Regions from separate parts of the Homo sapiens genome. Here regions 1 and 3 are each linked to region 2. A link is a contact called in ENCODE Hi-C or POLR2A ChIA-PET data. All regions are on one chromosome and are shown on one strand. The core of a region is the stretch at or near the end of the contact, and the rest is flanking DNA. Distances in the headings are between cores, read along the strand shown.

What was found. Hi-C counts contacts between places; a loop is a spot of excess contacts on that map. ChIA-PET counts read pairs that join two places held with the same protein, here RNA polymerase II (POLR2A). Pooled maps may share reads with other maps.
Region 1: a loop to region 2 is called in a pooled map, with 2.7 times the contacts of the local background. The contact joins the promoter of ARHGAP35 here to the enhancer-like site in region 2. A Hi-C loop is called at or near these places in 1 of 168 maps with a recorded cell type or tissue (mammary epithelial cell) and 7 of 50 pooled maps. POLR2A ChIA-PET finds 5 or more read pairs at or near these places in 3 of 52 experiments (WTC11, activated T-cell and naive thymus-derived CD8-positive, alpha-beta T cell).
Region 3: POLR2A ChIA-PET joins it to region 2 with 15 read pairs in BJ. The contact joins two enhancer-like sites. POLR2A ChIA-PET finds 5 or more read pairs at or near these places in 4 of 52 experiments (BJ, GM12878, HCT116 and 1 more).

Annotation. Positions count from the first base shown.
Region 1 is chr19:46,859,633-46,862,460 of GRCh38, reverse strand. ARHGAP35 (Rho GTPase activating protein 35) reads right to left here and starts at 1,464. Exons shown (of 7, transcript NM_004491.5): 1 at 1,252-1,464. LOC124904791 (translation initiation factor IF-2-like) reads left to right here. Exons shown (of 4, transcript XM_047439803.1): 3 at 1,141-1,404; 4 at 1,565-2,828. The coding sequence ends at 2,236. RefSeq lists a silencer at 1,156-1,695.
Region 2 is chr19:47,078,209-47,081,170 of GRCh38, reverse strand. The region is part of intron 11 of ZC3H4 (zinc finger CCCH-type containing 4); the gene reads left to right. Among named protein-coding and RNA genes, the nearest start is that of TMEM160, 31 kb to the right of the region's middle. Within about 2 kb of position 1,655, at least 8 of the 41 ENCODE cell types and tissues checked have a DNase peak (open chromatin) inside an H3K27ac peak, as active enhancers do.
Region 3 is chr19:46,894,813-46,897,581 of GRCh38, reverse strand. All of the region lies in intron 1 of ARHGAP35 (Rho GTPase activating protein 35), which reads right to left. Among named protein-coding and RNA genes, the nearest start is that of ARHGAP35, 35 kb to the right of the region's middle. Within about 2 kb of position 1,286, at least 2 of the 41 ENCODE cell types and tissues checked have a DNase peak (open chromatin) inside an H3K27ac peak, as active enhancers do.

The sequences.
Region 1 (2,828 bases), core at 215-2,714, 220 kb after region 2:
GCTAAAACGGGGAGGAGAGGAATTGGAGCAAAGAGGGGACAGGAAGCAGTTTTCAGGCAGAGAACTGAAGGAGAGACAGGCCAAAGAAAGGAGAAGCAAATGAATGCAGTAGCTCAGAGGAGTGCCAAAAAGGAGGTGGGGAAGAGAGGAAACCTCCAAGAGAACACGGGCTGAAACTGAAGGCAGTCTGAGTTAGGGATACATCATTTAAGTGAATAGCAGAAATGGGAGACCTGCAGAGTCAGAGAAGGGGGAGGAGGCTGCTTCCCGGGAAGGCAGAGTCAGAAGCAAGCAGGTGAGGGGAGCGCAGCAAGATCTGAGGTCGGGCAAGGGGCAGAGCTGAGAGGCAGAAAGGTCTGGAAGAGAGGAAAGGGTCTGAATGGTAAACGGGAACAAGAGCTGAGAAGGGGAACAGGCAAGCACGGTGCAGCCAAGTCCGAGGGGATCAGGGGAATGAGCTGGGGCACGGAAGGGTCAGAAAGCCAGCCGAGGGGCATCCCGGGGTGCAGCAGGCTCTGCGAGAGGGCAGACAAGAAATGCGGGTAGTAGGGCCCACGAGGGAACGGGATTCAGTCCAAGGGGAAGACCTGGGGCAGCAGTGCCTGGCCGAACAGGGGTCTCAGATGGATCTCCAAAGGGTTGGAACCGCAGGTCCTAAAGGGACAGCTCCCAGGGTGCAACAGATTCTGAGACAGGAATAATAGCACAGAAGGTAGGTCAAAGAAGGGGCCGAGGACAGATCTGAAGGGTGGTGAGAGCAGAATCGAGAAGAGGGAGAAGCGTCACGGATCTCAAAAGTGGGAGCCACAATTAAGAGATGCAGAATGGTCAATGAGGAGAAGATGGGTCCCAGGAGCACTGCAGAGCCCGGGAGGAGCGAAGGGCATTATGGAGGGGTGGAAGGGGGAAGGGGGGCGCAGAATTGGGAACCGGTTGGCTGAAGTCGGGTAGGCTCCGAGGCAGACACCGAGATCCCAACGGGTCGGGGATGGGGGCGGCGGCGGGGACAGCAGGGCTGGGGCGGGCAGGGGCAGGTCCAAAGGGCAGGAGGGCCCCACGGGCCGGGCCGACGCGCGAAGCGACGGGGACGGCGGGGCCCGGGGGGCTGGGGGGGGGGCCGCTCCTCCCCTCCCCCTCCAGCTCCTCCATTGTTCGCGGGCTCCGGGCCCCGCCGTCCCCGCCTCCCCCTGGACCCCGCAGCGGGGCGGCGCCCGGCCTCGCCGCCCGGGGCCCGTGAGCTCGCGCACTCACCAGCTGGGCGCCCTCAGCGCGGCCCCGGCCTCCAAAATCCCGGCAGCAACGACGGGGGCCCCGGCGCCATGTTCCCCTGCTCCTAGTCCAGCGGCGGCTGAGGCGGCGGCGGCGGCTCCGGCGGCGGGGGGCCGGGCGGACCCTCCCTCGCGGGTTCCCTCCTCCGCCTCCTCCACCTCCTCCTGCCGCCGCGCCGCGGCTCTCCCTCGGGGCGGGGGGCGGGGAGGGGAAGGGGGGAGGGGCGGCAACCAGGGGGAGGGCGGACCAGCCTCGCTCACTCCCTCCCTCCCTCCCTCCCTCGCAATGGCGGCAGCGGCGGCACCTCCTTCCTGCGACGGCCGCTCCCGCGCGCGCGCCCCCTCGCTACTGCGCGTGCGCGGCGCGTGGACCGTTGCAGGGGTATAACGGCCCCTGGGCGCGCGCCGCGAAGGGACAACCAGCGAGGCAGTGGGAAGAGGTCAGAGCGCGTGCGCACCCGAGGGGCTTACTGCCACAGCCGCTGCCTGAGGTTAGGAACGGCCGCGGACGGTGCAGTGCGCGTGCGCCCCCGAAAATGCCGCTATTGCGGCGGCCGCCGTCGCGACTGAGCGCGAGGCGACTTGCAAACGAGCAGAGGGAGCGGGATGGGCGAGCGCGCGTGCGCGGGGGGCTGCCAGCCGGCGCAGCTGCTGGCGCAGGGCGGAGGGAGTGGTCCGCAGGAGCTGCGCGCGCGTCTCAAGCAGCCGATCTACTGCCTCGCGCTGGCTCCTGGAGAAAGCCGAAGGAGAGAGGCATGGCCCGGTTTTGGGGGTGGGGGGCGAAGGGCGCGATCCCGCTCGCGCGGGACCTGACCAGCCAATGGGAAGCAATGGGAGGTGGGTTTGCCGCGCGAGCCGCAGCCGCCGGGATAACGGAGGAGGCCAGAAGGAGCGACGTAACGTGGGGCGGTGGGGCGGGGCTGAGAAGGAGGGAGCGCACCAGAGAGGGAGTTGATTGGAGGATATGAGGAGGCGTGGCCCGCCTCAGCCCAATCCGAGCCCCGCAATTCGTCGTCCCGGAAGAAGAGGCGGGGCTGGAGAGCGCGTGCTCTTTCTCCTGGCTGTGAAGAAAATCTGCAGCCAACGCGCGCGTCCATGCAACTTGTTTTTGGTTCTGTGAACGACTGATCCCCAGGAGAGGGAAGACGGCCTGGTCCTGTGTGCAGCCCAAGCCTGTCACTTAGCATTGTGCAAATGGCTACAAATCGAATGTCAATTAGGGCGCCTGAAGGGAAAAGAGTAGTGATGGGAGAGGGCACCGCTGTAACCCTTGACTCCTCTGAACTGAGGAGGTGTTCCTCTGGGACTCCTCCGGAAGTACAGATCGTGGAAGATGAGCTTCCCGGGCGCCGAGCCAATATTTGTGGAATGCATGAAGAAAGGCTGTTTCCTATTACATTTGGCATTTCTGCCATCAGTCTCTTCATCTATAAAATGGGATAATAATCGTACCTCTCTCGTAGGGCTGCTGTGAAAATTAAATAGATTATATTTTGCAAAGCTCTTGAAATCATGCATTGCATACATAGTAAGCGCTCTGTAAGCGTTGATAAATAAAAT
Region 2 (2,962 bases), core at 406-2,905:
CCCAGCACTTTGGGAGGCCGAGGCAGGAGGATCAGTTGAGCTCAGGAGTTCAAGACCAGCCTAGGCATGTAGCAAGACGTTGTTTCTACTAAAAATAAATTAAAAAAAATTGGCTGGGCTGGGTGCAGTGGTTTATGCCTGTAATCCCAGCACTTTGGGAGGCCAAGGCAGGCAGATCAGTTGTACTTAGGGCAACATGGCAAAACCCCGTCTCTTAAAAAAAAAATACAAAAAACTTAACCGAGTGTGGTGGCTCACGCTTGTAATCTCAGCACTGTGGGAGTCTGAGGCGGGCAGATCACCTGAGGCCAGGTTCTCAAGACCTGCCTGGCCAACATGGCAAAACCTCATTGCTACTAAAAATATAAAAATTAGCTAGTTGTGGTGGCACATGCGTGTAGTCCCAGCTACTTAGGAGGCAGAGGTTGCAGTGAGCTGAGATCACACCACTGCATTCCATCCAGCCTGTGCAACAGAGTGAGACTGTGTCTCAAAAAAAAAAAAAAAATTAGCCAGGTATTGTGGCACATGCCTATGGTCCCAGCTACTCGAGAGGCTGAGGTGGGAGGATCTGTTGAGTCCAGGAGATTGAGGCTGCAGTGAGCCATGATCATGCCACTGCACTCCAGCCTGGGTAACAGAGCAAGACGCCATCTCCAAGAAAGACCACAAAAAACCAAAGATACACAAAGACGAGGCAAGGATTGTATTTTGGTGGAAAAGTCAAACGTTTCTTTGCAACTCTCAGGGCCCCCATTATGCATTAGAGAAAATAGAGGGAAGTTGGGGGTCTCTAAAGGGGAAGGCTCCCTTGGGGGAGGTGTCAGGGCTTCCCCACTAGCCAGGTGACATTTGAAACTCATCCTGGCATCAGTTGTCCTCCCTGAGGAGTCAGGCTGAGGACCTTGGGTTAGGGTTAAATACCCAAACATCAGTCCTGAGTTTCCTGATTCATCTGGGGAGTGAGTGGGTACGGGAACTGGTGCCCTTTCAAATGAAGCTTTCCTGCCTTCTAGTTCACAAGGAGGTTCTAGGAGATTGGCTATTTTTTTTGACAGTGGAAAGGATCAAGGCATCAGCACATCTGCCGGCTTCCAGAGTCCATCTGTCAGTGACTGTCTTGTTAACTGGTGGCAGGGGCACCCCTGTGAGGGGTGCAGGGGAAGCCCCATGCAAGCAGACGTAGGAGAATGTCCATTCCTCGTTGGCAGGGCGCCTGTAGGAAAAGGCAAGTCCCTCCGGGGAGCCTGCTGCCCTAGGGTTTTTTTGTTTTGTTTGTTTTTTGATACAGAGTCTCACTCTGTCACCCAGGCTGGAGTGCAGTGGCACAATCTCGGCTCCCTGCAACCTCTACCTCCTGGGTTCAAGCGTTTGTCCTGCCTCAGCCTCCCGAGTAGCTGGGACTACAGGCGCATGCCGCTGCGCCCAGCTATTTTCAGTAGAGACGGGGTTTCACCATGTTGGCCAGGTTGGTCTCGAACTACTGACCTTGTGATCCGCCCACCTTGGCCTCCCAAATCGCTGGGATTACAAGTGTGAGCCACAGCGCCTGGCATGCCCCAGGGTTATGTAATCAGTACATACCTAGGGTCTGAGCTGTTTGACAGGGGAAGCAGTGGCCAGTCAGGCCTCACGGCTCCTTGGGAGGACTCACTGATCTCTGACTGAGGACTGCCCCCTGCTGGAGGCTCCAGGTTTGTGCTTCAGGCCAGTGCTGCCCACAGGAGCACCACAGAATCACATCATTCATTTAAAATTTTCCAGTAGCCACATTAAAAAAAAAAAAAAAAGTAAAAAGAAACAGGTGAAATTACTTTTTTTTTCTTTTTTGAAGTGGCGTCTGGCCAGGCGCAGTGGCTCACTCCTGTAACCCCCCCACTGTGGGATGCCGAGGCAGACGGATCACCTGAGGTTGGGAATTCAAGACCAGCCTGACCAACATGGAGAAACCCCATCTCTACTAAAAATACAGAATTAGCCAGGCAAGGTGGTGCATACCTGTAATCCCAGCTACTCGAGAGGCTGAGGCAGGAGAATCGCTTGAACCCGGGAGGCGGTGGTTGCGGTGAGCTGAGATCGTGCCATTGCACTCCAGCCTGGGCAACAAGAGCGAGACTCTGTCTCAAAAAAAAAAAAATGGAAATGAAATGGAGTCTTGCTTTGTTGTCCAGGCTGGAGTGCAATGGCGCGATCTCTGCTCACCGCAACCTTCGCCTTCTGGGTTCAAGCGATTCTCCTGCCTCAGCCTCCACAGTAGCTGGGATTACAGGCGCCCACCACCACACCCGGCTAATTTTTGTTTGTTTGTTTTTGAGACGGAGTTTCACTCTTTCGCCCAGGCTGAAGTGCAATGGCACCATCTCGGCTCACTGCAACCTCTGCCTTCCAGGTTCAAGTGATTTCCTGTTTCAGCCTCCTGAGTAGCTGGGATTACAGGTGCCAGCCACCATGCCCAGCTGAGTTTTGTATTTTTAGTAGAGACAGGGTTTCACCCTGTTGGCCAGGCTGGTCTCAAATTCGTGATTAGTTTTGTATTCTTAGTAGAGACAGGGTTTCACCATGTTGGCCAGGCTGGTCTCGAATTCCTGATCCACCCACCTCGACAGGTGATCCACCCGCCCCGGCCTCCCAAAGTGCTGGGGTTACAGGTGTGCACCAATGCGCCTGGCTAATTTTTTGTTTTTTTTGAAACGGAGTCTCGCTCTGTTGCCAGGCTGGAGTGCAGTGGGCGTGGTCTCGGCTCACTGCAACCTCCGCCTCCTGGGTTCAAGCGATTCTCCTGCCTTGGCCTCCCAAAGTGCCGGGATTACAGGTGTGAGCCACCATGCCCGTCCGTGCCTGGCTAATTTTTGTATTTTTAGTAGAGATGAGGTTTTATCATGTTGGCCAGGCTGGTTTCAAACTCCTGACCTGAAATAAGCCACCTACCTCGTGAAATTAATTTTAACAATATATCTCATTT
Region 3 (2,769 bases), core at 37-2,536, 180 kb after region 2:
TTGAAAGTCTCAGTTTTCAACCTGCTTGGAGATTGTTTAGACAAATCTCTAAGTCTTAACTAAAATTCATTTTCAGGTATTATATTAAGCCAAGATAAATAGAAAGTGTTGGAGGTCGTAAAAAAAAAAAAAAAGACAAAATAAACCCACTACCTTCAAGGGTTAACAACTACTAAAACTATACTTATGGCCCTTCATCACTGCATTTGCTAACCCAGCTTTCCATTAACAAAAAATGCCTCATGAAATGGACACCTTGGAGAAAATAAGTGCACCCCAATAAGTGCACAAAGCAGCTTGACTCTTGCTGATTTCCAGGATGACTGATGAAAATGGGCCATCAGTTGTTGTCATTTTCATACTTCCTTTGACAACATGCTGAAGGCTGGGCGCGATGGCTCACGCCTGTAACCCCAGCACTTTGGGAGGCTGAGGCGGGTGGATTGTTTGAGTTTAGGAGTTCAAGACCAGTCTGGCAACATGGCAAAACCCTATCTCTACCAAAAAAAAAAAAAAAAAAATTAGCCAGGTGTGGTGGCATGCGCTTGTAGTCCCAGCTACTTGGGAGGCTGAGGTGGGAGGATCCCTTGAGCCTGGGAGGCGGAGGTTGCAGTGAGCTAAGATCGCGCCAATGCACTCCAGACTGAGTGACAGAACAAGAAGCTGTCTCAAAAGAAAGAAAGAAAAAAAGACAACATGCCCAGTAGATAAATGCTTGAACATTTTTAGCTGGTCCATTATTACTTCTAAAAACCTTACCATAGGAAATCATGCCCTACAATCCATATTAAGCATTTCTCACAGTAACCCAACAGAGCAGCTACTATTATAATCCCCATTTTACAGATGAGAAAACAGGCTTGCAGAGGTCAAGAGACTCGTTCAAGATCACCCGGCTTAGTATGGCCCCAGCTGCCTGCCTCTGAGGCCCACACACGTGGCTTAACCCCAATACTGCACTGCTGCAAAGCCAGAATGGACAAAAACAGCTGCTGCACAGCGTGAGCTTTCTGGAGAAAACAGAAGCTACAACTGCTCTAATCCACTTGCTCTTTTACCAAAGCTCTCCACTGTGAGGGAAACAGTCTCTTATGTACCTAGATGCAAAACTTCATAATATATTTCCCACAATATTTTGTATATGTACCTTATGCTGCTCAAAGTACTATTACAAAACTTGCCTTCTTAGCTTTTATTTGAGACAGGGACTTGCTGTTGCCCAGGTTGGAGTGCAGGTGCAGTGGCGCAATAACCACTCACTGCAGCCTTGACCTCCCGGGCTCCGGTGATACACCTCAGCTGGGACTACAGGTGCACACCATCACGCCTGGCTAATTTTTTGTAGAAACAGGGTTTCACCATGTTGCCTAGGCTGGTCTGAACTCCTGAGTTCAAGTGATCCTCCCACCTAGGCCTCCCAAAGTGCTTGGGATTACAGGTGTGAGCCACTGTGCTGGGCTTCCTTATAGCTTTTTTTTTGAGACGGGGTTTCATTCTTGTCACCGAGGATGGAGTGCAGTGGCGCGATCTTGGCTCACTGAAACCTCTGCTTCCTGGGTTTAAGCGATTCTCCTGCCTCAGCCTCCCGAGTAGCTGGGACTACAGGCATGTGCCACTAAGCCCAGCCAATTACGTATTTTTAGTAGAGATGGGGTTTCACCATGTTGGCCAGGCTGGTCTCAAACTCTTGACCTCAGGAGATCCGCCTGCCTCAGCCTCCCAAAGTGCTGGGATTACAGGCATGAGCCACCGCACCTGGCCTTCCTCACAGATTTTTAAATCCACCCGGGAAGGGTAAGTATTCTCTTCATTTCACAGACAAGGGCATTGGGACCTGGAGACTAAATTATTTGCCCAAAGTCAGAGGATTCAATATGCTCTCTCCTCAATAGGATTACTGATATCACCCAAGCCTCACAGAAGAACAGAATTTCTGCCAGAGTTAACCATAAAGACCATTTCTAATTGATGGGAAATGGTCGCCTTTCAACTTCAGTAACTTGCAATTAAGGATATCATTTTACTTGCCTGAGCATTAAATTGTGAGAAAACACCAACGTGCACTTTTCTTAATTTCCCAAACCATAGAAGGGATAAGATGCTATAAGATTTTGCCCGGCTGGGCGCGGTGGCTCACGCCTGTAATCCCAGCACTTTGGGAGGCCGAGGCGGGTGGATCACGAGGTCAGGAGATCGAAGACTATCCTGGCTAACACGGTGAAACCCCGCCTCTACTAACAATACAAAAAAATTAGCCGGGCGTGGTGGTGAGCGCCTGTAGTCCCAGCTACTCGGGAGGCTGAAGCAGGAGAATGGCGTGAACCCGGGAGGTGGAGCTTGCAGTGAGCCGAGATCGCGCCACTGGACTCCAGCCTGGGTGACAGAGCGAGACTCCGTCTCAAAAAAAAAAAAAAAAGATTTTGCCCTTAAATTTCAGCTTTTTTCCCCCTCATCCAATTGCAAAAATTCATTTCTATTTACACAGAAAGTATACCTTTAAAAAAAAGTTACCAAAAAAATATGAAGCTCACTATTCTGGAAATACTCTTTCAAGGCTTCAGGAAAAGTACCTTTCCTACCAACTAGCAGTATTCACATAAATCCTAAGGGTCTGGCCCTCCTATAAGGATGATGATAAGTTAAATACTATGGGAAGAAAATCAGTCTCAAATTTAAAGGAATTAAAATGCCTGTAGTAAAAATCAGTGAGTAGGTGAAAATCTAGAAAATCTCTCTCTATTATCTCAATCTCAAGGACCATTACAAAAC